Regions from separate parts of the Homo sapiens genome. Here region 1 is linked to region 2. A link is a loop called in an ENCODE intact Hi-C map of the cell type or tissue named here. Cell type or tissue: mammary epithelial cell. All regions are shown on one strand. Each heading gives the region's core, and the rest is flanking DNA. Links, peaks and the distances in the headings are about the cores only.

Region 1 (16,376 bases), core at 3,643-11,642, 550 kb before region 2:
TCTATATACACATCTATGAACTTGAGCTTGTTAATGTTATTAAAACTTTATGTTGATGCTTCTTTATTTGATCAAATTCTGACAGGAGCACATCCAAATGACCAACTACAATTGTTGATTTATCTGTTTCACCTCATTGCTGCTATATATACATTTATTTGTTTACTTATAGACAGAATCTTGCGCTGTCACCCAGGGGTATGATCTTAGCTCACTGCAACCTCTACCTCCTGGGTTCAAGCAATTCTCCTGCCTCAGGCTCTCAAGTAGCTGAAAACTACAGGTGCGTGCCACCACGCCCAGCTCATTTTTGTATTTTCAGTAGAGACAGGGTTTCACTATGTTGGCCAGGCTGGTCTCGAACTCCTGAACTCAGGTGATCCACCCGCCTCAGCCTCCCAAAGTGCTGGGATTACAGGCGTGGGCTGCCGCGCCCGGCCCGCTTTATGTATTTAAATGCCATGCTGTTAGGTGCATCGATCGGCACGGTTATATTTTCTTGATCTACTGTTTCTTTTATCAGCATATAACATTGCTCTGTGTGCCTTAAAAGATAATTTAATCAATATTAAAATAAATCATATTTGGGAAGGCCTATTTTCCTGATATAACTTTTATTTTTAAATTTTTTTCTATCTCTGTATTTTTAACTTTGCTGTTACTTTTTGTCTGTTTAACTCTTGTTGACAGTATCTTTCTGTATCTTTTTAGCCCAACTGAGATTTATATTTTCATTTTGATCTAAGTACTTATTTGTATTTATTGACTTTCCCATGATTTGTACTTATCTCAGCCTTCTTTTTCATGGTGTCCACATGCTATCACATTTCTTTCTCTCCCCTCCCCATTCTTCTCTATTCTCCACTGGGTAAACTGGGTTTTACTCTGACGGTTTGAAACTTATACATTCCATTTTGATTTTTCTAGCGTATTAAGAGCCATACTTATGCTTGTATTTTCTTAAGCTTATCATTATCTTCTTAAGTAACTGTATTTTCTTAAGCTTATCATTATCTTCTTAAGTAACTTAATGTAACTTCTTAAGCTTATCAGTATCTACATCTTCCCACAAACAAGACATTACCCCATCACCACCGTAAGCAGTGCCATCTCACCAGCTGGAGCTGGGGGAGTGGTTGTGGCAGGAAGCAAGCCTCCCAGATCAGAACGCCTCTGGCATGATCATCTGTACCGCTGCTAGAACAAATGCTCTGCCCCAGGTATAGAGAGGATGCTGAAAGGGGAAGGAGCACTCCAAAGCCAGTCTACCTTCACAAGCAGACTTGAATATCATACCAGTGTCACCCTGCAGCACCCACCCCCAACCCCTACCCCATAACTCAACAACCCACATACAACAGTGAGAGAAACACACTCATCTGAAAAAGATTCTAAGCCCTATCTCTTTTCATAGCACCCAGTCCTCTTTTACTCTGAGCAGCTGTTTCAGAGATTTAGATAGATATATACAGATATATCAATAGGCAGAGATAGAGATAGAGATAGAGATAGAGATAGAGATAGAGACACAGATAGAGATAGAGATAGAGACACAGATAGAGATAGAGATAGAGATAGAGACACAGATAGAGATAGAGATAGAGACACAGATAGAGATAGAGATAGAGATAGAGACACAGATAGAGATAGAGATAGAGATAGAGATAGAGATAGAGACACAGATAGAGATAGAGATAGAGATAGAGATAGAGACACAGATAGAGATAGAGATAGAGATAGAGACACAGATAGAGATAGAGATAGAGATAGAGATAGAGACACAGATAGAGATAGAGATAGAGATAGAGACACAGATAGAGATAGAGATAGAGATAGAGATAGAGACACAGATAGAGATAGAGATAGAGATAGAGACACAGATAGAGATAGAGATAGAGATAGAGATAGAGACACAGATAGAGATAGAGATAGAGATAGAGATAGAGACACAGATAGAGATAGAGATAGAGATAGAGATAGAGACACAGATAGAGATAGAGATAGAGATAGAGATAGAGATAGAGACACAGATAGAGATAGAGATAGAGATAGAGATAGAGACACAGATAGAGATAGAGATATAGAGATAGAGATAGAGATAGATAGATAGAGATAGAGATAGATAGAGATAGAGATAGAGATAGATAGAGATAGAGATAGAGATAGAGATAGAGACACAGATAGAGATAGAGATAGAGATAGAGATAGAGATAGATAGAGACACAGATAGAGATAGAGATAGAGATAGAGATAGAGATAGAGATAGAGACACAGATAGAGATAGAGATAGAGATAGAGATAGAGATAGAGATAGATAGAGATAGAGACACAGATAGAGATAGAGATAGAGATAGAGATAGAGATAGAGATAGATAGAGATAGAGATAGATAGAGATAGAGATAGAGATAGATAGAGATAGAGATAGAGATAGAGATAGAGACACAGATAGAGATAGAGATAGAGATAGAGATAGATAGAGATAGAGATAGAGATAGAGATAGAGATAGAGATCATCAGCCTTTGTTTCATTTGCCACTGTATCCCCAGTGCTCAGAAGGGTTCTCAGCAGGTACTCCCAAAACCGTGTTGAATGAAGAGATCAATCAATACATCTTTCTCTTCTTTCACAATCTCGTCACAAAAGATGCCTATCTCTTTCTGAGGCTATGTAATTCCATCAACCTAAATCCTTTTCTCCTCTCTACCAACATGAATTGTTTCTTCTTCTCCCCATCTTTCTTTGTGGCTAGTCCTCAACCTACCAATCAAACAAGAGTCATGGTCGTCTATGCACATCATAATTAGCGAAGTCAGAAATGATGAATTCCAGTCCCAAAACTAATACCAAGTAGTTGTATAGGCCTTCAGCATGTCACTATATTCTCTCTGCACAGGGAGGAATTGCAGCGTTATGATCAAGAACGCAAGTTTGCGGGTTTGAATCGATCGGGCACTAGGTCATGTAACCTCAGTCTCTCTAAGTTTTAACTCCCCATCTGTAAAATGTTACAACAATTCTTATTTCTTAGAAGGTTACTCTAAGAATTAACTGGGAAAATGAAAGTATACAAACCCTCCATGGTACAAGACTCAGGTTAGATATTATCATACATATTCTTTAAATTACGGAAAGACTGGATGATCTCTAAAAATGCCCTCTAGTTCTAAGAATGTATTACTAACTCTTAGTATGCTGAAGAAGTCAGAACTGGGCTGGGACTGCAAGCAGAGGGTGCACGTCAAACAACAGCATCCTAGCTCTAGTGCCTAGTGCCAAAACATCCTAGAGCAAGGGCAGGTCCTCACCTTGTGCTAGATGCTGATCTCCTGAGCACCTCCGAAAAAAAGAACCACTTCCTCTTACTATTACTAAGATATAGATTATATTCCTTACCTATAATAAACAGAATTCCAAAACACAATTTCCTGGAGAAGGGGAAAAACCTGTACTACTTTGAAGCAGTAAGGTGTACATTATTTTGGCTTATTGATACAATCAGCTCTGCTCTGCACATTGAGAATTCATCCTGAAAATACATTTAATGGTAGGTCCCTAGTATAGCATCACAATTTTGGAACAAGAAAAGAACTTTAATTCTTGAGAATACTGTAAATGATATATCAAAAGTCCCAGTGTTACTAGTGAGAGTAGCCTCAAGTGCCAGTCAAAAGTGGTATGCTAATAAGCAGTTCACAAAATTCTCAATTATAAAAGCAAAACAACAATAATTATCTTGTCTAACCCATGCCATTACTATGAAGAGCAAATAAAACAATAAAGATCAAATCAAATCAAAGTGCTATAAACTGTAAGGTGTTTCGAAATTTTTTAACCCACTGAATTTAAATTTCCCTCCATGGCTGGACACAGTGGCTCCTGCCTATAATTCTTGTGCTTTGGGGGCTGAGGCAGGAGGACTGCTTGAAGCCAGGAGTTCAAGAACATCCTGGGCAACATAGTGAGACCCTGTCTCTACAAAAAATACAAATTAAAAAATCAGCCAGGAGAGGTGGCCTGCATCTGTAGTCCTAGCTACTCAAGATGCTGAAGTGGGAGGATCACCTGAGCCCAGAAGTTCAAGGTTACAGTGAGCTATGATCAAGGCACTGCACTACAGCCTGAATGACAAAGTGAAACCTTGTCGCAAAAAAAAAATAATAAATTAATAAAAAAATGTCCCTCCATATTCAGATGAGAACAGAATTAAACACCTAGTCATAAAAACCTTAGGAAGTTGTTATTATCATTATCCTCATTTTATAGATGAGGAAATGGAGGCTTAAAGAAGTAAAGTAACTCCTGAATGGATGCGGTGGCTCACACCTGTAATCCCAGCACTTTGGGTGGCTGAGGAGGACAGATCACCTGAGGTCGGGAGTTCGAGACCAGCCTGACCAACAGGGAGAAACCCCATCTCTACTAAAAATACAGAATTAGCCAGGTGTGGTGGCACATGCCTATAATCCCAGCTACTCGGGAGGCTGTGGCAGGAGAATCGCTTGAACCCAGGAGGCGAGGTTGTGGTGAGCCAAGATTGTGCTATTGCACTCCAGCCTGGGCAACAAGAGCAAAACTCCATCTCACACACACACACACACACACACACACACACACACACACACACACACACACACACACAAAGAAGAAGTAAAGTAACTCCTCTAAGGTCACACAACTAGTAAAGGTAGAGGGCTGGTTTTCAAGCCTATGTCTGACACCAAAGACCATGCTTTTAACCACTATATTACTAAATCCAGACCACCTCTGTGAAAGTCATCAGATTAAAAGAGATGGTTACAAAACGGGAGCGATTCCATATATACTGTACCTTGTATAACACCAGAGGGCCTTAGTCCATGTACCCTGAATAGGGAAAAAAAAAACAAAAAAAACAAAACAAAACAAAAAACAAACAGATCTTTTCACATGTAACTGTTTTCCTTAAAGGATTTTTAAAATTTTTTAAACTCCAGGCTAGGCACAGTGGCTCACGCCTGTAATCCGAGCACTTTGGGAGGCAGAGGCAGGAGGATTGCTTGAGCTCAGGAGTCCCAGACCAGCCTAGGCAACACAGTGAGACTCTGTCTCTGCAAAAAGTTTTAAAAATTAGCCAGGTGTGGTGGCACATGCCTATAAGTCTTGGCTACTCAGGAGGCTGAGGCAGGAGAAGCGTTTGATCCCAGGAGTTCCAGGCTGCAATGAGCTATTAATATAATCATGCCACTGCACTCCAGCTTGGGTGACAGAGTAAGATTCTATCTCTAAAAATAAAAATGAAAGAAAAACTCCATGCTCCATGTTCTTTTTTCATATATACTTAATTTAGTAATCCGAGTGTTAGATCGAAGTCTGGGATAGCTGCAGAAAAGATGAAATCAACTAAGAGCAAATTATAGAAACACATGAAAACTTTCAAAGAGCTGGTATAAACTGCCTTTTACTGGGCTCTAACACTGGCAAGTTACATTGGAAAAGGTGACTCTTGTCAAGTGCCACCAGAGTAATTTTTTAAGCAATGCTAATAAATAGACATATTACATTCTTAAAATCATCCCAAATTCCAAAGAAAGTTAGCTTTCATTCTTTTATCTTTTATGATGAGATGGTTCTATTTGCGCAGTGGCCCTAGTAACTTACAGAAATAATCACTGAGACTCAGCTACTCCTGCAATGGCTAAAAACTAAAAACCATTCATGAATGACAATAAATACAATCTATTCTCTATGGTACAAGAAACCAATCACAAGCCCATCTGGGTGAGACCTGGCTAATAAGAATATTATTTGAGGGGGGTACAAAGAGAAGCATGGATTGCCAAGGGGGAAAAGTCATTTATTAGACTGTGACAAGCTTTTAAATGTTTGCATTATCATTAACCAACTGCTTGGTTCTCTGGTTTGTACACCTGCCACCTCCATCCAAAGCTATTACAGTAGCAAACTTGGAAGTGCGGCTGACCTCTAGAACACTGGCACCCTCTTCTGACCCTTTTGCTGTATTGCATGCACTCAAGCTACTGAAGTGAAAAACGATTAATAAAGCTATTACATTTTAAAATAACTTAAAGAGTGTAATTGGATTGTTTGTAACTCAAAGGATACACGATTGAGGGGATGGATACCGCCATTCTCCATAATTTATTTTCACATTGTATGCCTGTATTAAATATCTCACATACCCCATAAATATATATACCTACTATGCACCCACAAAAAATTTTTAAAATAAAGCTATAAATGAATAACTTTGCAGGTAACATTATCTAGATGATTTCATATTTATAATTCCCTGAATAAACCTAAGTTTAGCTTAATAAAAGTAAGAAAATGCAGATCATCTAAATACTATGTTCTCTTAACATCTCAACAGTATATGCATTAGTTGATTTTATTAGAAGAATTATAAAATGATAACAATGACGAATGTACAAAGACTTTACTATGTGCCAGACACTGGCAGTAAATAAACGAGTTTAATTCTAACAACAAACTTATGAGTTAAGCACTACTATTCTCTTCACCTTACAGACGTGAAAAGTGAAGTGTAAGGAAGTTGAATACGTTCCCAGGATCACGCGACTCATAGTAAGTGGTAAAGATGGAAGTCCAAACTCAGTAAACATGACTCTAGAGCCAAAGCCTTAGCCACTACTGCATCTCATGATTTTATACCCAAATATCTCTGTGAGGTAGAATGGAGCTGACATCATAACAAAATGAAACATAACTAAAATAGAAAAAGTGTAAGTTATAAGAAAAATGACAAACATGTCAGCTAAAATCTCCCATTTTTAACAAAGCCCCAAATTGTACAGATAAAAATATTACATGAAACAGTTTAGGTTCCTTCTTCATTCTTCCTTATTGGAAGATTCTTGTCTTCTAAGACTATGAGGTTTTTATTCTTTCTTTTCCTCCTCATTCCTTTTTTCCACCAAATTATGTTCTTATTTTTCTTTAAAGAAAAAAAGCTAATCTACATCATATGCTTTATGTTTCTTCTATAAAGCAAAACTACTTATCTATTCTTAAATTATCTATTTCACTGCAACCTTTAAAAAATATTTATATTAAGACAGTAAATCCACATGGTATCATCAACTCTTTCTCTTCGATCATTGAAAGTAAGATAGATAAGAATCGATCTGGGATTATTTAGCAAATACACTAAATATCTATCTGAAGTCATATACCTATCTGAAGATGGTGGATACCTAACTGAAGTCATAGCCAATAGTCTAGATCATCTTCCAAGATTTTGAAAAACACTGCCCGGGCATGGTGGCTCATGCCTGTAATCCCAGCACTTTGGGAGGCAGAGGCGGGCGGATCAAGAGGTCAGGAGTTCGAGACCAGCCTGGCCAATATGGTGAAACCCCATCTCCACTAAAAATACAAAAATTAGCCAGGCTTGGTGGCATGCGCCTATAATCCCAGCTACTCAGGAGGCTGAGGCAGGAGAATCACCTGAATCCAGGAGGCGGAGGTAGTGGTGAGCCAAGATCACGCCAAGCCAAGATCACACCACTGCACTCCAGCCTGGGCAACAGAGCGAGAGGCCATCTCAAAAAAAAAAAAAAAATTCTAAAAACACTAACTTTATTTTCAAACAGGATATGAAGACACATTGTCTAATAATCTGTGGTTTAAAATTAGACTATCTAGAACTTTAACAGATTCCAGTTTCCTATATACAGTTATTCATAATATCACAACTTAAAGACACTTAAATGTACTCCAAACACAGTGTAACCAAGCTCATTGTCATTCATGACTAGAAAATTCACCAGGGGTTGAACTGAAGCTTCTAAATCAATGATTTCTCTTTTACAATTATCCTTTTATTTTTAATACTGTCAGAGTATACTTTGAAGTACAGACTTGGCAAAAGTTTAAAGAATTAAAAACATAAACTGCACCTGTTTTAACTTGTTAGATCTAAGAACAACTGAAATAAGATGGTTACATTTTAGCACAGTGACTGATCACGCTGCTGAAGAATTAATCATAACATTACTCATATTTCCCAATTCTAAACATAACAAAAACAGCACAGGTAACGCTTATGAAAAGGTGCCAAGAAACCAACTCCCCACAAATCCCAGAATTGTTTCTACCTCAGTCTGCAGGATGGCAGCCCTCTGCTCCTTAGCAGTCAAGGACTCCTTCAACACTTCAATGTGCTGTTTACTATCTGAGAACTGGTTTGTGAGTGTTTCTAGCTTTGTCTGCAGGGCGAGTAGTTCTGTGTCCTTTCTGGACAGCTCCTGTTTCACCTGGCCAATCTAGAAAAGAAGTAAAACACTTTAAGGAAAAAAGAAATAAAACAAACACCTCTTATCTGTATCTTTCACAGATCTGAGTCACAAAATATGAAACTAAATGCAGCACGAACTGTGTGATAGGTCATATTCATCTTTTTGCATGACATAACCTTGGATCTCCCCAACCCTGAGCCAAAAAAAACCACTAAACTTATTCAACCAATAGGGAAATGTCCAGTTTTCATTTATTGTGTCTTCTAAATATTCTTTGAAACCTCTTAGAAAGGGAATGGAGGGAAAGGAAATTCCAATTCAATTAGATGACTATGAGACAGCAGTAAGCAACTGAACACCACTGTACTGATGAAATGGTTTTCATTTTTCTAGGTGAGACCTCTTCAGAACATGATGGATCAAATGCAGGATGAGTGCAGATATAACAAAAAAGGTTTTAGAAACCTCCTAGTACTATTTAAAATTCAAAATCTGCTGCTGTTGTGCTAATTTTTCACTGTTATCTTTTTCATTCTCAAAAGTTTGCATAAAATTCTTATCTTAAAAAGCCACTTTTAATGTTATACATAACATGGTTTTGTAAAATCCTATAATTTGATGTTATGTGTATTGATTAATTTCTCTCTTAACATTGAAAGTATTTTCTTTCTAACACCTTCTTTACATTCCTGTTTTCTAAGAATTTTAAAAATAGTTTTTTACCCTAAATGGAAGCCATGTAAACAGAAATTACATCTCCTTTTAAATTATGTCTACCACCTAACAAGGAACTAAAAAAGATACTAATTATTGGAAGTATACATTTGACAAGTCAGTAATTTCGGTGTCACTGATGAAACAAAAAGTTATCTTTTCATTTTCAAAAACTTGAATGTATCTAAAGTATTGTAATTGTAATAATCTTAGGTATAAGGGATAAAGCTTTTGAGAACAATTTCCCATGAAGAAATAAATTTCACATTAATTAAAATTAGACCTTTGAGGAACACCAAAAATAAATTTCCAATTTAGCCTTCTGTTTCAAAAAAGATTAAGTATTTTTCTCATATGCATAAAATCTCTTTTTAGAGATATAGTTATTCATTCATTCAACAAATATTTCTGTATGCTTATTGTATACAAAGTACCTGAGGATACTAAAAACATCAGTGGAAGATAATTTTAAACGGTGGCTATATTCATCCTGCAAAATAGTATGTACCCAAGAGTTAGCACACACTGTAACAACGTGGAGTCTTTTATGATATCCCTTCACCAATAAAAACAACCCATTAACACTATTCCATTCCCTAACACACTGATTGTAACAAAAACACATTTGTTGTATGAATGAATATTTTGGGGGATGTTCAAAGTGTTACCATTTTCTCAGCTAAAGAACTATGACTAAGATTATTCAAATTTCCAGCTACCTCCAATCACGTGGTCAAAAATAAATATAAAAATCTGTTTCGTCATCATCTGCATTATTAAGTAAGCTTCAAATAATGCTATATTGACCTTAAAGACTAAGAAAGAAAAGAAAATATTTTAAATGAAAAGCAGGGTTTAGGCCGGGTGCAGTGGCTCACGCCTGTAATCATTGCACTTTGGAAGGCCGAGGCGGGTGGATCACAAGGTCAGGAGATCAAGACCATCCTGGCCAACATAGTGAAACCCATCTCTACTAAAAATACAAAAATCAGCTGGGCATGGTGGCGCATGCCTGTAATCCCAGCTACTCAGGAGGCTGAGGCAGGAGAATCGCTTGAACCAGGGAGTCAGAGGTTGCAGTGAGCCGAGATCTCGCCACTGCACTCCAGCCTGGCGACAGAGAAAGACTCTGTCTCAAAAAAATAAAGAAAAAGAAAAAAAGAAAAGAAAAGCAGAGTTTAGAAGCACAAATTTTCCTTAAAGACTGAGAAGGGAAGACATTATAAAGGGGAAGCAAATATAATACAAAGCTTAGGAGCACAAGGCTTTGCAGACATTCACCTATCAGAACTAAGCTAGCTATGTGTCCCTGAATAATTACTTTCCTAATCAGTTTCCTAATTAGTAATAAGGAGAAATTATACGAATGCCACTGTACTGTTTATGGATTCAGTAAAATAAAGCGTGAAATGTGCTTAGCCTGTTGTCTGACTCAATGCAGAAATTACTAATAGTAGCTATTTTAAAAAGGAAGTTATTGATCAACCTTCCCTCTAGCCAATATATGGTTTCCATAAACCAAATTAGACCCTTTCCACCAAAATATTTCCCTTTTTAATATATACTATAAAGTGGACCATAAATAGCAAATCTACAAAAGTAGCCCAAGTTTGGTTTTTTAAATGCTGTATTTTTTTATTCCAGTCTTAGCCACAATTATTTTCAGAAGCAGTTTTTGCTGACACTTTGACAAATGTGTGCACAGCCTAGTATAGGTCAGTAAAGAACTTGTAAGCAGTATGTGGAAGAAGACTGCCTGTATAAAACCAAATCCTGCCTCTTACTAGCTGTGTTTTCCTAGGCACCATTCTGTTACCTCAGTTTCCTCGTCTATAATTTGGAGTTGATAATATGTCTAACTCAGCACGTTATAAAATGTTTACAGTAAGTGTGCAAGTGTTAGCTACTTTATTATTCAGCCATCCCTCGGTATCCATGGGTCCATGGGGGACTGGTTCCAAGACACACCTTGGATACCAAAATTAATGAAGGCTGAAGTCCCTGATATAAAATGATGTAGAATTTGCATATAACCTATGCACATCCTCCAGTATAGTTTAAATCATCTCTAGATTACTTGTAATACGTAATACAATGTAAATATTTACAATGTAAATAGTTGTCATACTGTATTGCTTAGGGAATAATGACATGGGAAAAAAGCCTGTACATGTTCAGCACAGACACAACATCCATTTTTTTACCCTGAAAATAAAAAACAGTTGGTTAAACACACAGATGCAAATCCACAGATATGGAGGGCCAACTGTATTTATTTTATTATTATGTTCTGAATTGAAATTTTAAGTTCATTAGAATATTGAACTAGATTTAGATACCTGAAATAAGTCTCTTAGTAATTTCAATTTACTAGATAAATACTTTCTATACATCTGTCCTAAAGAAAGTAACATTTGTGGCAAAATCACTCACTGGAGACTTAAAGATAATGTCTACATAAGGTAAAGCACTTTGCTCAAGAGTTTCAAATTCAAATAAACTCTAGGTGATAGGCCTAGAACAACTGCATATATTCTTGTACCTAGGAAGAAAAGAAGGCCGCCATTCATATAAACCAACAATAAAGGGTTGAGAAAGAAACAGGCTTTGAAATACCATCCACAGAGTGACAAAAGCAACAATAAAGTACCAGGTACAAGGCTTCCAGAACACGTGAAGGCTCACTGCACACAAAGTGACATGTGGGTCAAACTAGTGAACAGGAGTCAGTTAAAGAGCAGAGCAGGCTGGTTAGTGCTAGTAATGGGCAAAGCTGCCAACCATAGAGAATGAAAGGGTAAGCCACCCAGAAGCCATAGAGCTAGCAGGGTCCCACTGTGGGACCACTGCACACAAAGAGGTAAATCTTACGGCAAAGACCTCAGCCTGAAGACCAGCCGCTTTCTTTTTCAGCTCCTCCCATTGAGCCTCTTTCGAACTTAGTTCCTCCTTCAGTTGTTCTACCTGTCACGACATTATTATTCTTTTTCACTTATGTGTCAACTTAGGTCTTCTTCTTGTCTACTTTTGAGGCAGAATGGTAACTAGAAATAACAATAACTTATATAATACAATCAAATCTGTTCCCCTCATTCCCTCTTCAAAGAGCCATAGGTAGTTTCTAAGTTCACAGGTTTTTTCCCCCCACAGTGGACTGGAATGTGCTAATCAACAAATGAAAAACATAAACACAGAGATCATACGGCACTATGTCTTGTTCTCAAATCAGGGTGAAAAATCCAAACTAATAGAAAGTTGGTTATGTGAGGCCAGGCGCAGCAGCTCACACCTATGATTATATCCCAGCACCGTGGGAGGCCAAGGCAGGAGGATCACTTGAGGTCAGGAGTTCGAGACCTGCCTGGCCATCATAGTGAAACCCGTCTCTACTAAAACTACAAAAATTAACTGGGCATGGTGGTGGGCGCCTGTAATCCCAGCTACTCAGCAGACTGAAGCTTGAACCCTGGAGACGGAGGCTGCAGTGAACCGAGATCACGCCACTGCACTCCAGCCTGGTCGACAAAGCATACCTCCGACTCAAAAAAAAAGAAAAAGAAAAAAAAAAAAAGTTGGGTATGTGAGTTTTTAATTTCTAAAACTGAAATGAAAGTAGTAGAAATAATTAATAATAGAGTCTGGAGGTAGCAGAGGAATATTCTGTAGACTTATATGCCAGGTATGGGCACCATGGCAAGAAGCCAGAAACTGGAGGGGAAGTGATGTTATCATTCCTTCACACTACTGGGATGTTGCGGGTTTCATTTCTAAGAACCTGGAGAATACAACTGGGAAATAAAGGGGGAAAACACTTATTTTCTGGCTTAAACTTTATAATTACAATCATAATGTTTAATGAAACCACAACAAAACTGGTAAATTGATAATTGTGATAAACTAAATCCTCCAACTTGCCTAAATAGTTTACAGAATCAAACTAAATGACTTTGGATACAAGGAAGGAACATTGTGACTGATGATAAACACAGACTGATAGGTCTTGGTGGTATCAATCTTTGTCATATTACGCCTGAAGTGCACATGGGAAGCAATAAACCTGACAGCAAGTGGATCTTCCCCACAGGATAGGGCAAAGAAAGGGCTTTCCGTTACAGAACTGTATTTGGAGGGGAAACGTAACTTCATTTCACCCATTTCATTAAAAAGCCTCTTAGGGCTGGGCACGGTGGCTCACGTCTGTAATCCCAGCACTTTGGGAGATTGAAGTGGGTGGATCACCTGAGGTCAGGAGTTCAAGACCAGCCAGGCCAACAAGGTGAAACCCCATCTCTACAAAAAATACAAAAAATTAGCCAGGTGTGGTGGTACGCACCTGTAATCCCAGCTACTTGGGAGGCTGAGGCAGGAAAATCACTTGAACATGGAGGCAGAGGCTGCAGTGAGCTGAGATCACACCACTGCACTCCAGCCTGGGTGACAAGAGCGAAACTCCATCTCAAGCCTCTTAGGGTTTTGACTTTTTAAATAATTCACAAGAGGTAAAGAACCTGATGTTTCATATAGTGAGAAAAACTCATCTGGAAGTTTTTCGGAAGTACTAATAGATATGAAAACTTAAACCATGACAATACATATGTAGCCTCATACAGAGAATTGTCTTTATAAGTAAAAACTTGTAGTAACTATCTATGTCAGTAATTCTGACTTTAATTCTGGAGAAGTTTCATTTGAAAGAACTATGCTAAAAGTATTCTTCCCTGAAACCTGATAAAAGAGTGTAAAATACGGCTTTATCATCACTAGAGAAGTAAAAAATATGCATCAATTTTTCAAACTCCTTTTAAGAATCAAAAGTCTCACATGCCATTACCTTATTTTTCATAAATTTAGAATGGCTCCGATACACTTCCATTTGCTTCATTTCTTCTTCCCTTTCCTCAGTACTCAAAGCACCATTCGATTTCAGCATCTGAATTTCCTCTTCCAGGTCTCGAAGCCCACGCTCCATAGAGGAAATTTTTGAATCCTGAAGACAATGGAAGATTTAGTGATTGAAGTATTCACAAAAACCCAGAAAAGCTGAATAACATGATATTTAAAGAAGTTACATTTAATAAAGATAGACAAATATACAGAAAAAATGCTGTCTGGCAATTGGTGCCTTGCTTCCTTTTTTTGAGACAGAGTCTGTCGCCCAGGCTCTAGTGCAGTGACGCAATCTTAGCTCACTGCAACCTCTGCCTCTGGGTTCAAGCAGTTCTCCTGCCTCAGCCTCCCAAGTAGCTGGGATTACAAGTGTACGCTACCATGCCCAGCTAATTTTTGTATTTTTAGTAGAGACAGGGTTTTGCCATGTTGGCCAGGCTGGTCTCGAACTCCTGACCTCACGTGATACACCTGTCTTGGCCTCCAAAAGTGGTGGGCTTATGGGCGTGAGCCACCATGCCCAGCCAGTGCCTTCCTTCTAAAATACGTCCTTTACAGCCATTTGAGTGGGAGGAGAAGCACTCATATCCACAGTATGATTTTTCTTCTATGGCTGCCTCCAGCTCTGCACCCTTTAAATTAAAGTTGAAAATAATTACTAAATTACTGAAGAAGTAAATGCAATGAAAAACTGGTTAAAATTTCTTTGCATCAGAAATTACAAATTTCTGGTGAAAAAAATTTCCAATATTAATAGTAAAGCCTTTTCTAGTTCTAGTATTTTATCATTTTACTTGGTGACCCCTAAAAAACATATTATGCCCCAAAGGAGGGGAAAAAAGTAAGAGGGTTTCAAAGATTTATACAGTAACGTGTACAGCTATATGTGCAATAATAAAAATTACATAACATCCCACTGCAGAAAAATGGGGGAATAATTAAGTTATTTATCATGTTAGCAATCCTTATTGTCTGTACTTCATACATTTAAAATAATTCTTAATTTTTAAAAATCACTGTCCTTATAAACCATCATCTCTACCACAAATATCACCTTCCAACAGAACATTATTTCATATTCGATCTCTTGATTTTGTTTGTCGCAGTACCTAGTTTCTCCCCAGGCTACTTTACATGTCATGAATTACAGAAAGACTCCTACATGGAATGAATAGTTTTATGTATCTGTAGCTGCAGGTGCTTACTCACCAAAGAAATAGAGACCTTAAAGAGCATAAATTAAGTATAGCTTAGCTTTATTTCACTTGGAGTTTTAGATAAACCATTCCTTTGGAAGCTATTTTGAAATTAACTCCTTTTCTACTTTACCTCAATAATTTCTTGATTAAGTCTCCTTTATTCTCAGAGCATAAAGATGAGAGAGATTAAGGCTTTATATCGAGAAAACTACACCTAGCTATTTTCAGGTTCAAGGGAGGGGAGGAGAGGATGTATTCCTCTGTCTTGCTCATCACGTGACCTTTAAAAATATCACAATGAAAACTGTCTTTTATAAATTCATTCAAATTAAACTTAAAATGTACCTGTTCAAAATCCATTGTACTGAATTAATACAATCAGAGTCATTCTATACCTAAACCAGGATTTTTATTTACTCATGTGGAATGACTGACCCATAAAAAGTACTACTTCAATTGCACTACCTGAAAATTCACTTTTAAGATTGCTATAAAATTTCTCTGGAAATATCAGAACACAGCACCTTAAAAAAGACTAAAATACTAGGCATAAGCATATGACTAGCCTACAAATGAAAGAAAGTGAAAGTTAAAGGTAAGTTCTCCTCTGTCATCAGCCTGAGTGGTAATGAAACTGGACCAGCTGAAAGAGGGAAGTGTATCTCCAGCAGCACTGGGGCTCCACTCAAGACAATTTAGTCCCAGGTAAGAACTCCAACTCTGTACATCACATGGCAGCCGGAACCTGTACAGAGCCTCTAGAAAGTCTCTACAAGGCCCTTAAAAATATAATCTAACTTCTCCCCTACCCTAAACACAGACAAAGGCAGCTTTTGACAAATTAGCACCCTCACTACCAAATCATGAGCCATAAAACCTTCTTCCCAAAAAGGGATCATGACTCCAGCTCTGAAAACCAGGAGGCAGGTACTGACTGACCAGAAGAAGAACCTACCAAGGAAATCAGGCCAGAAAATTAAGGCCTGATACTCTCAACTAGTTCTAGCACCAACCCAACGGGTACCAATGCTGGGTTTAAGGAAAGTCATTCCAACCAGGTTTCTTATTCCTAGAATGTGTAATATTTAAATAAAAAAATTCCTTTTCACTTTACTACTCTGTACTTCCCCAGCCCCAGCCCTTCCATCATTAACCAACCAATCCCACTGGACTTACTGAAATCCTCTGCTCTTTGTCAAATTCCCCAAATTCTCAACCTTTTTCCCATGAACTCTCTCCAGTGAAGGTCAATAACACCCCAACACCACAAAGGAGCAGGGGAAAGGGTTGACATTCTCCCAGTTCTTCAAGGCTGT
Region 2 (16,376 bases), core at 2,684-10,683:
GATTGAAGTCAGCAGAGATCGGCTGGGAGGGCTTTGGGGAATGTCTCTGAGAACCTCACAGCTCAAGTGGGCATAGAGCAAAGAGCAAAAGGCCAGATGGGTCTGGAAGCCCCAGGACAAGGCGCTGATTGGGAAAGTGCTCTTGTTTAGGGTGGATATTGAGAGGGAGCAGATCGATTCTTTGGAAATTTCTGTGTGGTAGGTAAATCCACGATTAACTCTGAACCCCGAGATGACAACAGTCTTTTCTGAAAGCCACTGGCAAAACGGCCTCTTGCAGGGGAGGTGGAAAATGCTCCCTGAGAAAGAGCACGGAGGCCGGGGTGGCGGCTCGCGCCTGCAGCCCCGGCACTTTGGGAGACTGAAGCAGGAGGGTCGCTTGAGCCCCGAGGTTGAGGCTGCAGTGAGCTATGACGGGGCCACCACCCCGCAGCCTGGGCGACAGAGCAAGGGCCTGCCCCAAGAAAACAGTAATAACTAAAATAAATAAGCAAGCAAGCAGGCCCGAGTTCCGGTTTCAACGCACGTGCTTTCCTGTTCTTCCCTACACACTCTGCTTCCGTTTGTAATTTATGGCCCCCTTTTGTTGGAGAGAAACCCGTCCGTGTCCTCGATCACAAAGGGGTCAAAGCCCGGGTGTGCCCGCGCGGGCGGGTTGAGCTGGGGCCTCGCCGCGCCGTTTCCTGGCGCCCCCTGGTGGACAACGGCGGCGCCGCAGGCCTTCCGGGGAGGCCTCGCCCCACGTGGCCTCTCGGTGCTGCAGCTTTAGGCCCCAGTTTGCAGCTCGGGGCAAGGGCTGGAACTCTCAGTGAGACTGTGCCCAGGGCTCAGAGGCGGTTTCTGGACCAGTTACGTATTATTGCTGGAATAACACGCAAAAGAAACCCCACCCCGACGTGGATTAGAGACTGTTGATTTTTAAGGGCGAGATCACTGCTCTTGGCTGCAGTCAGGAGCCTGCATGCGGCCTGCCCCAGACAGAAGGCCTCAGGGGTCTGGGCTTTTACAGCTTTTGGCCTGAAGACCAGCTGCAGCTTCCAGCCCCAGTCATTCATTCCCTGAGGCTCCCTCAGGACTGCTGAGAAAAGGCAGGATCTAGGGGAAAAAGGGCTCTCCCTGCAGTGGGGGTGTTTAAGAGCAAAGATTCACTCCCCAAACTCCTCTCCCCCACCCAGAAGCCACTGTGCCTGAAGCCCCACCCTTAAAGAGCCTTACTTTTGCCTTTTTTGAAAAAGCTGTCTCATAAAAATTCAATGCGATCATCATTCATTGTGTACCTCATGTGGGCAAGGTGCTGAGCTAGGCTCCATGGAGACTCAGGCCTGTGGAAGATGGGGTCCGTGTGCTAAAGTGGGCAGCAGAAGGAGCCGTCTCAGGAGGACTCAACAACGCCCAAGGCCAGCACAGGCCAGGGAGCAGGCGACCTTCTTTCAAACAGGGCCTTGGTGGAGTGCATTTGGGGACAGGGTCTAGAAAGGAGGGGAGGCTCTCCCTGGGGGGAGCATGGTGAAGAAAGAAAGGCCTGTAGTCCTGGAGCAGAGCAGGAGCAGCTGGGAAGGGTGGGGTGTGTTCAGGGAACAGTGAGTAATCTGGTGTGGCCCTGCACGTCTGAGCATCACAGAGCCTGGCACAGGGCACAGGGTTCGCTCTTCAGGGGTGGGAGGAGGAGCTGGGGACCAGGCTAGAGAGGTGGGTGGGGGCCCCAGGAGAGAGGACTACGCTTGAGTAACAATGACCCTGGAGACCCAATGCAGGTGGGCTTGTGTGAGTGTTTCCCTTCCTGCAGGCGGCTCGAAGGCGAGAGCCAGCAGGAGCGAGGAGAGAGGCTGCCCAATGGGTACAGGAGGCATTTCAAACACCATGGAAGTTGTTAGGACCATAAATGGTGCCTACTTCAAAACTGGGGCTGGGACGGGCCCTGAGTCACAACACAGTATTTGAAATGCCTCTAGGCCCACACGTGGGAGTATAATCCTCTGTGGGATAGATTTCCCTCTCATCTCATATTTGTTTAATACTTCACAGCTTTCAAAGCACATTCACCCACATGATCCTATTGATCTTTCTAACAGCACTTTGTGCTAGACAGGGCAGATATTATTCCCACTTCAGAGGAGGACCAGCTAGGGTCTGGGTGAGATGAAGTCATAAATTCACTTTTGTTTTAACATGTTTATCTTAACCACTGGCCTTCTGGGGGTATGTCTTGGTCTGTTTTGTGTTGCTATAACAGAATAACTGAGACTGGGTGATTTATAAACAATAGAAGTGTATTTGGCTCATGGTTCTGGAGACTGGCAAGTCCAAGAACATTGCACTGGCATCTGGTGAGGGCCTTCATGCCACATCCTTCCCTGGTAGAAGGTGGCAGGGCCAGAGAGCTTGCAAGCCCAAGAGAGAGGAAGGGAGCCAAGCTCACCTTTTTTTTTTTTTTAATCCTGAGATAACCTGACCCACTGCCATGATAATGGCATAAATGAGGGCAGAGCCCTCGTGACCCAATTGCCTCTTAAAGTTCCCACTTCTCAACACTATTACAGCAGGGATTAAGTTTCCAACCCATAAACTTTAGGGGGCACATTCAGACCATAGCAGAGTGCATATTTGCTTTTGTTACAAATTTATTATTGTTATTATTATTATTTTTTTTGAGATGGAGTCTCGCTCTGTCACCCTGGCTGGAGTACAGTGGCACAATATCAGCTCACTGCAACCTCCCTCCACGCCTGGCCTATTTATTTATTTATTTTAGAGACAGAGTTTTGCTCTTGTTGCCCAGGCTGGAGTGCAGTGGCACCATCTCGGCTCACTGCAACCTCTGCCTTCCCAGGTTCAAGCGATTCTCCTGCCTCAGCTTCCCAAGTTGCTGGGATTATAAGCATGCACCACCACACCCTGCTAATTTTGTATTTTTAGTAGAGACGGGGTTTCATCATGTTGGCCAGGCTGGTCTCGAACTCTTGACCTCATGATCCGCCTCCCAAACTGCTGGGATTACAGGCATGAGCCACCTTGCCCGGCCAAATTTATTTTTTAAGATAGTTCATTCACATGTTTCAAAATTCAAAAGGTACAGATAAAATTCCTTCTCTCAACCCTATTCTTCCAGTCACCCAGGTCCCTTCTTACCAGTTTGAACCCAAGCCTTTTGCCTTTGGGTCTTTGGGTCTAGTGCCCCTTCTGAGGCAGCAGTGCAGGGGCTCAGGGACACAGCCCCACTGCAGATTCAGGAAAGCCTCAGACAAGTTTCACTCAGGTAGAGGTTATGCCTCCTCTTAGTAAGTGTGCATGTGTACCCTATGGGACTAGTCTTCTTTCATCTTAGGCTGCATATGTTTTTGTTTTTTATCTGTTTTTTTGTTTGTTTGTTTTTTGTTTTTCTGTTTTTTTTGTTTTAGATGGACTCTTGCTCTGTTGCCCAGGCTGGAGTGCAGTGGTGCAATCTTGTCCCACTGCAACCTCCGCCTCTGAGGTTCAAGCAATTCTCCTGTCTCAGCCTCCTAAATAGCTGGGATGGCAATAGGCATGCGGCACCACACCCAGCCAGACTGCACGTGTTTATCTTTCAATCTTAAACTCCTTGGAGTAGGGAGTATGTCTTCCACTTCTTGGGCACAGTAGAGTAAGGGTGAAAATTACAGGCTCTGGGCCTGGTGTGGTGGCTCACGCCTATAATCCCAGTACTTTGGGAGGCTGAGGCAGGTGAATCACCTGAGGTCATGAGTTCGAGATGAGCCTGGGCAACATGGTGAAACCCCGTCTCTACTAAAAATAAGAAAAATTAGCTGGGTGTGGTGGCGGGCGCCTGTAGTCCCAGCTACTCGGGAGGCTGAGGCAGGAGAATGGCGTGAACCCGGGAGGCGGAGCTTGCAGTGAGCTGAGATTGCGCCACTGCACTCCAGCCTAGGCGACAGAGCGAGACTCTGTCTCAAAAAAAAAAAAAAAAAAAATTAGCTGGGTGTGGTGGCACACACCTGTAATCCCAGCTACTCGGGAGGCTGAGGCAGGAGAATTGCTTGAACCCTGGAGTGGGAGGTTGCAGTGAGCTGAGATTGTGCCACTGCACTCCAGCCTGGGCAACAAAAGTGAAACTCCATCTCAAAAAAAAAAAAAAAAAAAAAAATTACAGGCTCTGGCACATAGAGGATTGGGATTAAAAACTCTGTGCTGTGTGATCTTGGGCAAGTTACTTAGTCTCTCTGAGCCTCCATTTTCTCAACTGTGATGATGATGCCCTCATCTACTTCGCAGAACTGTTGTGAGGACTACATAAGGTGACTCATGTCCTGTGTTTAACCCTGTGCCAGCCACAAGGTATGTCCTCTGTAAGTGGGAACCACCATCGTTCCAGTGTGCTGAGAGCCCACTGTGTGTGCACACAGTGTGACAGGCCCAGGCACCCTTCCCAAGTGAATTCTGACAAGAGGACTGATACCGAATTAAAAGCTCACCTAAGCCCCTTCCTTTGAACGAATCACTCTTCCCAGGCTGGGACCCACCCTTTCCCTTTGTGAGAAATCAGCTTTCCAAAAGCCTAGGTCGCCACTGTCCCCTTCTCAAGGGAGGCCTGGCTTTCCCGGGCAGTCGGTCATTTTGAGGCCACCAGCAGGGTGACAGGCCCCTGTTCCTCTGGGCCTGCTAGTGTGTAGCCCTGACTGTGCGCTGGCACACAGGAAGCTCCCACGTGGGTGTTCTCAGGGCTGGCAGGAACGACTCATGGGAAGGTCACCCATGCCCTGCAGCGGCCTCTCAGCGATGTCCTCAGCCCCCGGGATTCTCCGCTCAGAGCCGGCTTTCCCATCCCTAGATTACTCCGTGCTAGGAAGGACCCAAGGAAGCCTGTGTTCCAGTCCCTTCGACCTCGCAGATGATAAGAAAAGGCGTCCAGTGCTCCCGGCCCGGATTGCTCACTCATTAAAGCAGGGCTGGAATGTGGTCAAGGTGCCTTTGGTGATGCCCTCTGGGCTGCTACAACTCCCCTCACCATGCCTATACTTCCCTTGGGACACACACTGCCTGCCACAGGCCCCAGGGCCTAAACACACTGATCTGCGGGCTCCATGGCTTTTTGGTAGGGCAGTTACTTACCACTCTGGGGTTTACCCAACCTCCATGGCCCTCTGGGAGAACAGCCCTGTAATCTTGTTTCCAAGAAAGAGCAGAATGATCTGTTGGAGCTTATGGTCCCCACTGACCATAAAGTCGATAAACAATGAAAAACATGTTTACTTTTCTGTTAAAAAAGGCATTCCTTTCCTATCCAACCTAAGTCCTGTAAATAAACAAAAATATAGGCCAACAAGGATTAAGGGATAAAGGGCTGTCTGGCAGAACAATGAAGCAATCCTTGACTTCAAGGGATGGAATCGCACCAGCCTTAGGAGCTGGGACTTGGCAAGAGGCCTAGGTGACAGGGAAGTCTGAGCTGGAACGAGAGAGGAGGGCGCGGAAGAGGGAGGGTAATGACTGTGCCGGGCAGGCCCAGGAATGGGGCAAACCGCTGGGTCTGTGGTGTCCCCCACCCCCCTGCCTCATCCCATGCCAATCACCAAACCCACGTCTGCCAGGCAGGCCCAGGAATGGGGCAAACCGCTGGGTCTCTGGTGTCCCCCACCCCCCTGCCTCATCCCATGCCAATCATCAAACCCACGTCCTCTTGTTGCCCAGATGCCCAAGGGCGTCCAGATCAAACTCTGGATCTACTCCCACCTTCCCTGCACTGGCCGCGCTCCAGCTTCATGCCGCCCCAAACTCCCCGTCTGTCCAGGTGTCATTGGTTGGCCAGATTTTGATGGGCAGCCTTTCCCACAGGCAACCGCGCCTTGAACAGGGACTCTGGGAGCCCAAAGCTATGAGTCTTGGGTCAGTGTCCTGCCGCCCTTGAGTGGCAGGGGAGGGGCAAGTGGGGCGGGGCAGAATGAGACCTGAGGAAGATACCGAGAGCCAGCCTCATTGAGAGAGGGATCTCAGCCTGGGAAAATGGGAACCGCTTGGATTCTGTCCTTCCTTCTGTGAAGGAGCAAAGTGTCGTTCTGCTGTCCATGGCCTCTGCCCTCCAGAGATGGGATTTTCCTCCAGTTTTATAGATGTGGAAACTCAGCACCAAAGTTCCAAGCCCAGAGGCAGAGCTGGGCCCAGCAACCAGCAGTCCTAGCCCACCGGTCCCCTGCTCCTCGAGGATCAGCAGAAAAGGGGCGGGGAGTGGGCAGAGCCCTGTGCGCTTGTGGCGGGTGGAGGCCGCCAGCCCACCCGGACCAGCTCTGCAGGGAGGGCGCAGAGGCCAGGGCCAGGGCCAGGGGAGGGCGGCAAGCGAGAGCCAGCGGCGAAGAGTCCGGCGAAACGGGAATGACTCATGCTGGGTGGCTCTGCTCCCCAGTCCAGCCCACATTCCCGGGTCTCTGTTCCCGACCCGCCTGGGCCTGGCCTTAAAGGGCCAGCTCCTCTGAGCGGGAGCGGGGGCCACCCTGCTGCGCTCCCCACTCCTCTGTCACCCTGACCCCTGTGGAGTTGCTCCCAGTCCCTGGGCTGTGGGCGAAAAGGATGACCCCCTGCAGGATTTAGGACTTTATCTGATCCTCTCCTCCCGCTAGAAGGGAGGGCCCTCAGGTCATTCCATCCATCCCTCTGCCGCAGAGCAGGGCTGCACCTAAACTGGCCCACGAGGATTAGAAAAGCCCGGTCCCTGCTTTTAAAGATGCTGCAATGAGAGGACCCCTTTCCAGGCACCTTCGCCAGGGCCTCACTGCCGGCCCTTCTGCCCGCCGTCCCCTCGGCTGCAGGTTGTGCTGGAGGCCCCTCCCTTCTGGGTCCCCCCACCCCACGCTGGCTCCATTTCAGCTTCGGTTGATTCTCGAACTCTGGCTTGACGCACGCGTTTGGTGGGTTTTAGTTCGGCCCATCCAGACTTGCGGGCGAGGCTCCCGTCCTGGGCCTCGGAGGGGTCCAGGTTTCCCATTAATCCCGTCCTGCGCGTGGGTTCCTCGGGGTGGAAACGCCCCCCGGCAGCCGCGGCGCCCAAGTCACGTCTCTGGACCGCGCGCGCCACCGTGTGGACACTCTGGAGCAGGCGGGGACACCCTGATCCCGCCCAGCACCCGCAGTGAAAGGCAGGCCCGAGTCGGCCCCGCATTTAGCGAGGAAAGGATGAGGCGCACCCCCTAAGCACACTGCGAGCCTCACGTCCTCTGTGAAGCAATGGCTCTCAGATTAATGTAACAACAAAAGCCAACCAGCTCTGTTAAAACTTACAAATGGCAATACCTTCCATAGAGGTTGGGAAGACCTCCGTGCTGCCCGTGTACTCACCCCTGCCACCCCCTGCCACCCCTTCCCCCACTATTTGGTCAGTGCTCAACACATGCCACTAGAGGTTTGGGTTTAAGGTTTTGTCCACTGTTAACGATACATTTGGGGGGAAGGGGGTCTGTCTCCCTCTGAGCTAGACCAGGAAGGAGGAGAAAGGGCAAAGCTTGCTGCTACTGCACAAACTGGAGGATGGGGAAGAGACAGGAGGGGTGGCACAGCCATGGGGCAGGGAGGCCAGGGGGCACAGTTGAACCTGGGCAGAGACACTTTGAATTTGGGTGCAGGGGGTGAGACTCTCTTGCCTAATGAGTGCTCTTGGAGACCGAGGACAAACCTTCACCAAATGGGCTAAGACCACAGGTTGCAGCCTTGGGGCTGACGGCGACCATGGGCCTTTGTGAAGTGTTGGCCCTGGGATCCCTGGCCCTAACCAACCATGCCAGCTGGCCCTAGACAAGCCAGCCTTGCTTGAACTGGATTTCCAAAGGCCCTGAACGCCGTGTGTGGCCTCCCAAGTCCATGCAGGTCCTCATTTACCCTCCATCCCTACCTCCTCCAACCTCACTGGCTGCCCCCAGCACCAGCTGAAACCCCGGCCCCAGCAAAATCAAACACGAAGGAAGATGGGAGAGATAGTGAGCACTCCATTCCTTTCGTGCCTATGGCCTTTTTTCTTATTTCTGTGGGCCCTGGGCCCCAGCCTGATTTTGGTGGCTGTCAAAAGGAGTTTGCCAGGGCCTGTTGTGAGCAGCCTGTGGCCCAGTGCTTACCCGGGGGGCGGGGGGGGGGGGGTGTCCTCACAGCCCCAAGCACCGCCTGGCATGTACAGTCAATCTATTGAATGAATGCTACCCGCTGGTCTCCATTCTACTCTCCCAGAGAAAGTGTTTAAATTGCTCCACTGGCCAAAGTGCACACTCCTGATTACCCTCTGTGAGTCCTGCCCCGTCCAGAAGTTGAGGACACTCGGAATCTCAATAATGAACAACCCAGGTGCAGGGAACTGCCCCGTGTAGAAAGCTGATGGCCTGGAGTGTGGTCAGAGTGAAAGAGCCACTCCTATATGTTTGATCCTCCAATGACTGGTCCACAGAGTCAGAGAGGGGCAGCCTGCGGGGCACAGGCTGCCAGGGTGGATTCCATCAGAGCAGGTGCTGTTAGCACCCATGACCACCCTGTGCCTCTTGAATGTGTCTGTGTGTGTGCACCCTCCTGGCAAACAGAGCAAAGGGCCAGGAGCTTGGAAAGGAAGTGAGAAGAGCAGGGTGGAGACGTGGGGCTGAGTTTTGAAGGCAAACGTTAGGAGAAGGACTGGGGAAGAGAGGCTCCCTTCTGTTGGCCTAGGAGAGGATTGGTCCAATCTGTAGCCAGGCATGTGGATTAGAGCTGGATCTCCAAAGACGAGTGCCCAAGACCATATTTTAGGATAAGAAAATTAAACTTCTATTTATATTGAATTTTATGTAATCCTTTCAAATGTTTCTACTTTTGCATATTTTACTATATATATAATTAGTCCAATAAAAATATGTATAGTTGATAATGGAAGAATGTACATATATTGAGGATGCATGGCCAAAACAGTTTTTAATGCTGAGATTACACTATCAAGAAAGTCTGGAGACTACTGCATTTCAGAGTTTTGTTTTTGTTTTTGTTTTGAGACAAGAGTCTTACTCTGCCACCCAGGCTAGAGTGCAATGGTGCGATCTCTGCTCACTGCAACCTCTGCCTCCTGGTTCAAGTGATTCTCCTGCCTCAGCCTCCTGAGTAGCTGGGATTACAGGCGTGTGACACCATACCCAGCTGATTTTTTTGTATTTTTAGTAGAGACGGGATTTTGCCATGTTGGCCAGGCTAGTCTCAAACTCCTGACCTCAAATGATCCCCCTGCCTTGGCCTCTCAAAGTGCTGGAGTTACGGGCATGAGCCACTGCACCCAGCCTCATTTCGGGGTATCCTAAGGGCTCATAGAATCCAAAGGTTCTGATAGATAGGTAAATCAGTTAGCCTATGTGTAAATCAACTGTCCTCTGTGTAAATCCCTGAGGTACAGAGAAGTGAAGTGACTTGCTGGGGCTGCACGAAGTACAAGGAACATTCCAGACCCTCTGAGACCTGCCTATCCAATCATCCACGCATCCATCCATCCACCCACCAATCTCTCCATCCATCCATCCATCCCTTCATCCATGAAGCTTTATTTTATACTTCAAAACAAAATCAAATGTAAATTATGCTTCAATAAATCCTAGCCAAAAAAATTAAAAACAAATTACGAGTGTTTAACTGGTATGCATCACTGTGCATATATAGGCACGCATCCATCTATCCATCCATCTGTCCCCACGCAGCAGGTATCTGTCCTGTCGTGGTGATCTGCTGGGTCATCTTCCCTACCTCCAGGCCATAGCATCCTTCAATCCATCCGTCTCTCCCCACTCTGCAGGTATCTGTCCTGTCATGGTGATCTGCTGGGTCATCTTCCCTACCTCCAGGCCGTAGCATCCTTCAGAGTCCTCCATTCCTTCCTGTCTCACCTTGCTCCACTTCAGTTCCTTTTCACCCTGATCCTAAATCAATACTATAACTTTTAAATGACTCTCCCTGCTTCTAGCCCTTCCTGGCCCAGTCTGTTCCAAGCACCACTGCTAAATCAATCTTCCAAGTACTCTTGAGTGACTGCAGATTGCCCTTGGTCATGGCGCCCAGTCTGAAATTCTTGGCCCAACCCAGAGGCCCACAGCATATGCCCTGTATTGTGATTCTGTCTTTTGGAGTTAGTGGCTTCTGGAGAAGCTTTAGTAAATTATGCTTCAATAAATCCTAGCCAAAAGTAATAATTAAAATGATGTGAGTGTTTAACTAGTATGCATTACTGTGTGTATACACTCATGCATGCATGCATGTGTATGCTGAGAGCCTGTGTCTGACAGCGTGTGTGCCTGAGCAGGGCGGCAGCTCCAGTGCTCCTGAGGGTTGGAAATCCAGCCGATGATCAGCTGCTGAGCTGTGCACCCTGCCTTGGGGGCCACAGCATTATGCGAGAGGAGGTGCCTTTCTCTATTTCACCCAAGCCTCCAAGCTCTTTTTATTGTCTTCTCAGGTGCTTTCCTCTCAGAGGAAAAGAACACAGCCCAAAGCTGAGGCCTGGCCCAGGTAAAATAGTGAATAGGGTGAGGAAGGTGCATTTTACCAGCAGCAGAGAACCCTCCCGGCTTTCTCCAGCCAGATGTGTGAAGGTGTGAGGGAAGGGGTGACTCTCCAGGAAGTATCAACTGCAACAGAATGTCATTTCAGAGTGCAGAGGTCCTTATGGGTTTTCTCGTCCAACCCTTCATTTTATCAGGCCATGAAACTAAGGGTGTCATTTGCCCTGAGCTTCCCATCTGGATTGGAAAGAGCTTTAAAACCTCTCTCCTCTCTCCCACCTCTCAACTGCTTCCCTTCCAGAGCTCCCCTTGGTAAGTCTGTGCTTTCTCCCCTACAGCCTGGAAGCTCCGACCCCAGGAGCCAGCCCATCAACCTGAACCATTACGCCACCAAGAAGAGCGTGGCGGAGAGCATGCTGGACGTGGCCCTGTTCATGTCCAACGCCATGCGGCTGAAGGCGGTGCTGGAGCAGGGACCATCCTCTCACTACTACACCACCCTGGTCACCCTCATCAGCCTCTCTCTGCTCCTGCAGGTGGTCATCGGTGTCCTGCTCGTGGTCATTGGTGAGGAGCCCAGCCTGCAGTCAGACCTTCTGCCTCGGCACCCGTGGCTGGCAGAAAGGCCCCACGTGTCCCCTGGGCCACCCTGCATTGGCACAGGCAGCTTTGCAACCACACGCTGACCTGCAGTGAGCCCTCCGCTAACAGAGGCCCAAAGACCAACTTCCACCCCGCGAGGGCAGGCGCCCTGTCCTGTCTCCTGGTATCCCATGGAGCAGACCCTCCGCAGTACCTGCTGAATGACTGCGCCAGCACCTCGCTAACTGCTAACTCACTCACTCGCTCACCGCTTCTCCATGAGCACTCGTCCCCACGCTTACAGGACCCAGCTTAAGTTCCCAAATCCTGGTGGGATGAAGCACACTAGGGTGCCCCATTGTACTGGTTGGCGAGGGCAGAGGCATCTCAGCCCGATGACGACCACCTCCCTTGATTTCTGCCACATGGGTTTCTGAAGGGCCCCTCTCTCCAAACTCTGGTGGGTGTTGTGGGGGCAGCTCCGTGCTGTGGCCCCGTCTCTGACCCTTTCCCCCCACTCCACTTCCCTGCAGCACGGCTGAACCTGAATGAGGTAGAAAAGCAGTGGCGACTCAACCAGCTCAACAACGCAGCCACCATCTTGGTCTTCTTCACTGTGGTCATCAATGTTTTCATTACAGCCTTCGGGGCACATAAAACAGGGTTCCTGGCTGCCAGGGCCTCAAGGAATCCTCTCTGAATGCAGCCTGGGACCCAGGTGAGGGAGGATGGAGGAACCCCAGCTCCAGGGACTCCCCAGGTGGCCCTTCTCTCTCCTCTGGGGCTTTGGGGCAAGAAACAGATCCCTTGCCAAACAAAGGGGGAAGGCCTGTAGCTCCGAGAGCAAGGAGAGGATCTGCAAGAGCCTGGCCTCAGCGAGGCTTGCACAAAGCCCCACTGCTGTGTTAATGGCTCTCTGCTCTCAGGCTCAGGTTTTCCCACGGTCTGGGACAGGGTGGAGGCGATGCCATTAGTGGTTGACTCTGCCCCTCCGGCAAGAGGAAAGGTGGAGATGGGGAATTTCTCCCTGCCATTGTCTAGCAGCTCTTGCTACTGACTGTGGTCCATGGGTCAGCAGCATCCACAAACCACCCAGGAACTTGCTGGAAATGCAGAATCTCAGGCTCTGCTCGAGCACGTGCTACAGGCACGTGCATGAGTAACGTGGCCAGGTGCATCCTGGGCATGCTGAAGGTTGAGGGGCATTGATCTGGCCTGCCATCCTCATTGCCTCTTCTCTGCTTCCTCAACAGGTTCTGGGCCTGGAACTTCTGCCTCCTTCCTCCGTGATCTGCCAGGCTCGTGGGCACTTTCCACAGCCCAGGAGAGCTTCTGAAAGGACAGTATAGCTGCCCTTGCTCCCTACCCACAGCACCTGAGTTAAAAAGTGATTTTTATGTTATTGGTCTAAGGGACTTCCATCTTGGTCTGAAGTCCTGAGCTCAGACGCAGGTACTGCCAGCCATACCTTCCTGGTAGCATCTGCTGGACCTAAGTAAGGCATGTCTGTCTAAGGCCAAGTCTGCCCGGCTTAAGGATGCTGGTTCTGACTCTACCCCACTGCTTCCTTCTGCTCCAGGCCTCAATTTTCCCTTCTTGTAAAATGGAATCTATATCTATAAAGGTTTCTTCAAATCCACTCTTGAGTCCACTTACTTGTCTAGTCCTGCAGGCTCAGGCATCCAGGCTGGTCTCCATCTGTGCCTTGGAGAGGGCTCAAGAGAGCAAACCCCAGACCTGGAGGGTGGGAAGGCTTTTAAATTACTTCCTCCTCTGTGGGTTCTGCTCGGAGCCAATGTTCCTGGCCCAGATGTCTTGCGCTTATCGTCATCTGCCCCATGAACTGTAGATTAGTCCATTGCAGGTGGATGCACATATGCACAATCTTCTCCACGAACCTGCTGTAAGCTATTCTGGCTTTCAGTCTCAGCTTCCCTTAGGCATGTGTTTAAGGACTGCAAACTCATTTTGATCTTTGCCTGGGCCAAATATAACGAGGAAGGTAAATCTGTAAAGCATTAGCAAAGCATTGCCAACTCAGAAACAGAAATGATTTTTAGAAGGTCTGCCAGTTTAGAAGCAGCCACTCGTTGGCTTCTCTCCACTGCTCACCAAACCGTTCTGGCCCTATATCTAGCCTTCTCCACCCAGCGTATCCATAGCTTTCCTCGGCTAAAACCACCAACCTCCATTAATCTGCTGAACAGAAAATGCCTAGTCTATTACACGGTGAGCTGCTCAGACAGGAACAATGTTGTCTTCTTCCTGAGTAAACCGCAGTGCAGAGAAGGCCATCTCACACACAGCAGGCATCACACTTGTGGTAAGGGTGGAGGGTGGTGTGGGAGGGTCCTTGGCACGCCCACCTGGGCCCCTCAGCCCAATCCTTTACATCCGTGAAGAGCAACAGGAAAAGACAAGCACCTTTTTTTTTTTCTAAGAAGTTGCTGTATTTAATGCTTCCCCTCCCACCATCCCACACCCTCTCCTACCCAAGACATTTCTCTAGGGAGTAGGGGCCTTGCCCGGCCCTTCCTCTTAAGGCAGATGGTGTGGAGGTAACATCAAACGCAAGGCACTGGCCCAGGGCGCAGGGGTGTGGGCAGGGCAGGAGGCTGGGCTGGCTCCTAGTCATTGGAAGTGAAGCAGGTGGGCAGTTTGGGCTGGTTCCAGCCTTCCAGTGCAATGCCCGAGGACGAGAGTGGTCCCAGAAAGAAACTGGCAGCCCCACTGGCCAACTGCAGCCCTAGCCTATGCCCCACCATCCTTCTCCAGGGGCCAGTCGGCCTCAGCAGGGACCAGAAAAAGCCACAGCCCAGGGAGCAGGTATGGCCTTCCTAAGCCACAATCTCAAAAGTCTCTGTCCTTCATGATTCCTTAAAGGGAGGCAGGGATTCTCCCCGACCCCCCAGAAGGTTCTCCACGGGCTCCATTCTCCCATGTGCCAAACTCGTGCTCTCGGGGAATGCAGAGCCCACTAGGCAGACCCTGCAGCTCCAGTGCCGTGGTTTGGACCGTCACAGCCTGGAGCGCGGGCTCAGTGGCCTGGTCTTCTGGGCCCCGCCGCACCTCCCCCAGCCCTGTGCTCACCTCCCTAAACAGACTCTGGAGTTCAAGATCCAGTGTCCAATGCACCATGGGTGAATTCACAGCAGTGGTGGAGGCAGCAGCAGCAACAGAAAAACCCCCAGCCACAAAAGCACCGGGGTTATTAGTGCAAGAGAAGTACAAGGTCTCCAGGTGACAGAAAGGGTGGCATCGACTAAAAAGGCTAAGGGCTATTTTCCCTGAAACTGCCCCCCTCTTCAGTTCCTCCTGCCCCCACTCCTCTCCCTGCCTCCAGGGGATATCTCAGGGCAATGTCCTCACCTCCCCAAACCTCTCATCCCGCCCCCTTCTTATCCTGCTCCCTGTCCAGGGTTTTGCCCCCGTACACCCTTTCCTCTTCTTCCACTCAAGGCCGGGTGGCCAGGGCTCTCCCTGCAGAAGGGCAGGTCTGCAGTGGAGCTGGACTGTGAGGCTCACAGCTTCCACTTCCCTTTTCGTCCCTTTCTGTCCAGCCCCCACCCGCTTCTTGCCTAAGGAAATTGACAGATATGTCCACATCCTCTTTACCTCTTCTCCATGTCCTCTCGGGAGGCCTTACCCACAGGCACGCCGGTAAGGGAAAGGGCTTCTCTCCCCTGCCTTCATCACCCTGCCTGTTCTGCAGGCCTCAATGTCCAGTGCCAGGGAGTGGCAAGCCCCCTGCCCGCCAGCTCCCCACCTCCCAATGCCCAAGCACCAGAAACAGCCCGTTCTGTGCTTCTGGTCTGACGTGAGCCATCCGGAGGAAGTTAATGCCCTAATCAGTGGCCAGCTGTTTGGTGGCTACTGGGAGATGTGTGTCTCTGGAAGGCACGAGCCTGGGGTGGAGCAGAGACCTGCCCCACGTGGGACCAGTCCCGCGGCCAGGGACAACGCCCAAGGGACATAGGAGTGGGCGGGAGGCCTGCACGTGGGGACAGTCCCTCAGTGCACAACCTCACCCCCGCTCTGGACAGCAGTTTCGGTTTTCTGTTTTTAAAATCCCCGCCCCCCAATAAAATATGTCCACTAGAAGAGGGTCTGGTGGTCAGCGCTTGGCGTGAGGAGCGCTTGGGGGATGTGGGCGTGCACCTTCATGGATGAGGATGGTGTCGCTCAGTCAGATCTCTCCTTCCTGACCCGTCCTTCTCAGGAGCTCTTCCCGTTCTCGACTGAGCAAGTGGTCCCTCCTGGCCTCTCTCTCAAAGTCCTCCCTTCTGAAGGCCCAGGAGGCAGAGACAGGAGCCCCGGAACCTGCCTCTGTGAGGGGACAGCTCCAGGTGGAGTGGGCCGTCAGCTTCGAGGCCTCTTGGGGTCCAGCCGTCACCCCACTCCCCATCCCTGAACAGTAGCAGGGCCCTGGGGAGCCACTGCTAGTCCAGAGCGGGGAGTGCTGGGCCCCGCGGACACCCTCCGGCTACAGCGTCTTCATCTGGCGACGGCTCCACATGCCTCGCTTGGAATGGAAATGATGGAAGAAATTCCTGAGGGAGAGACGCTCCACGTCCAGGCCCGCTTGGAGTATCCTGGAGGAGGAGAAACACAGATGAGCCAACAGAAGCACAGAAGGCAGCTGGGGGGCCCCTCCCCATCGACCACAGACCCTCTGTTCGCTCCCCACGGGGCAGGGAAGGCAGGTGCAGTGGACGGCTGTGGGCTTTGAAGCCAGGCAGCCTGGGTTTGGATCCCAGCTGCATGACTGGGTATGTCACGCCTTCTTTCAGAGCCTGTCTGCTCATCTCTAGGAGGACGATTATCACATACGTGTAATGAGAGGATAATGTGTGATATAGAATTCTATCTATCTAATATTAGAGTAGACATACTATATACACATCAGAGGTGGGGAAGACGAGAAGGATGGATGCTGAGGGCTCAGCACGGCTCCTGGCACACTCTGAGTGCCCCATAACTGGCGCCCAGCCTCCAGGGCACACGTCATAGACGGAGGAAGGCAGGGCTGCTGCACTGAGACACCTGGCGCCTAGGCCCTCCCCAGGCCTTTTGTGCATGTGCAGCCTGCAGGGTGTCCCTCTCACAGGGAGGCTGCACTTCTGGCAGGGCTGAGAGTGGCCGAACTGGATGCCTGAGCCTCCGAGGAGGCAGGAGGTTCAGGGCTGTACAGGAGCCGTGCATGGCAGCAAAAGCCCAGCACAGAGATCAAGGTGGAGGTGACTGCTGGACCCGGCTTCCCAAATCAAGGCTTCCAGCTGCCCTGGGGGCTCCTTTGATCTCAGACCCTTTTTATGAGCTCCCAGTTATCTACGTTCC

Evidence for each region. A loop is a pair of places that touch in the nucleus more often than their neighbours do. Peaks named below come from ENCODE experiments on the same cell type or tissue, not always from the same donor. Only the 100,000 strongest peaks of a DNase experiment are listed, where the experiment ranks them.
Region 1: a loop joins it to region 2, with 19 times the contacts of the local background. A loop is called at or near these places in 6 of 110 quality-filtered maps.

The regions. Positions count from the first base shown.
Region 1 is chr12:1,107,777-1,124,152 of GRCh38, reverse strand. It overlaps ERC1 (ELKS/RAB6-interacting/CAST family member 1), which reads right to left. Exons shown (of 19, transcript NM_178040.4): 5 at 13,806-13,961; 6 at 11,855-11,938; 7 at 8,120-8,287. LOC124902857 (a long non-coding RNA gene) reads left to right here. Exons shown (of 3, transcript XR_007063157.1): 2 at 6,531-6,587; 3 at 8,654-8,739. Among named protein-coding and RNA genes, the nearest start is that of ERC1, 120 kb to the right of the region's middle. RefSeq lists an enhancer at 7,554-8,753. In mammary epithelial cell, for the core only: a CTCF peak has its summit at 5,982 (motif pointing left); DNase peaks (open chromatin) are centred at 5,972, 8,052 and 8,472; H3K4me3 peaks cover 144 bases; H3K27ac peaks cover 3,298 bases.
Region 2 is chr12:560,598-576,973 of GRCh38, reverse strand. It overlaps NINJ2 (ninjurin 2), which reads left to right. Exons shown (of 4, transcript NM_016533.6): 2 at 10,796-11,024; 3 at 11,573-11,757; 4 at 12,293-12,678. The coding sequence ends at 11,739. B4GALNT3 (beta-1,4-N-acetyl-galactosaminyltransferase 3) reads right to left here. Exons shown (of 20, transcript NM_173593.4): 20 at 13,465-15,631. The coding sequence ends at 15,523. Among named protein-coding and RNA genes, the nearest start is that of NINJ2-AS1, 62 kb to the left of the region's middle. RefSeq lists a silencer at 580-849 and enhancers at 378-879, 4,213-4,841, 10,558-11,057, 11,058-11,559, 13,724-14,225. In mammary epithelial cell, for the core only: a CTCF peak has its summit at 7,046 (motif pointing left); DNase peaks (open chromatin) are centred at 5,423, 5,863, 6,373 and 7,023; H3K4me3 peaks cover 1,896 bases; H3K27ac peaks cover 2,839 bases.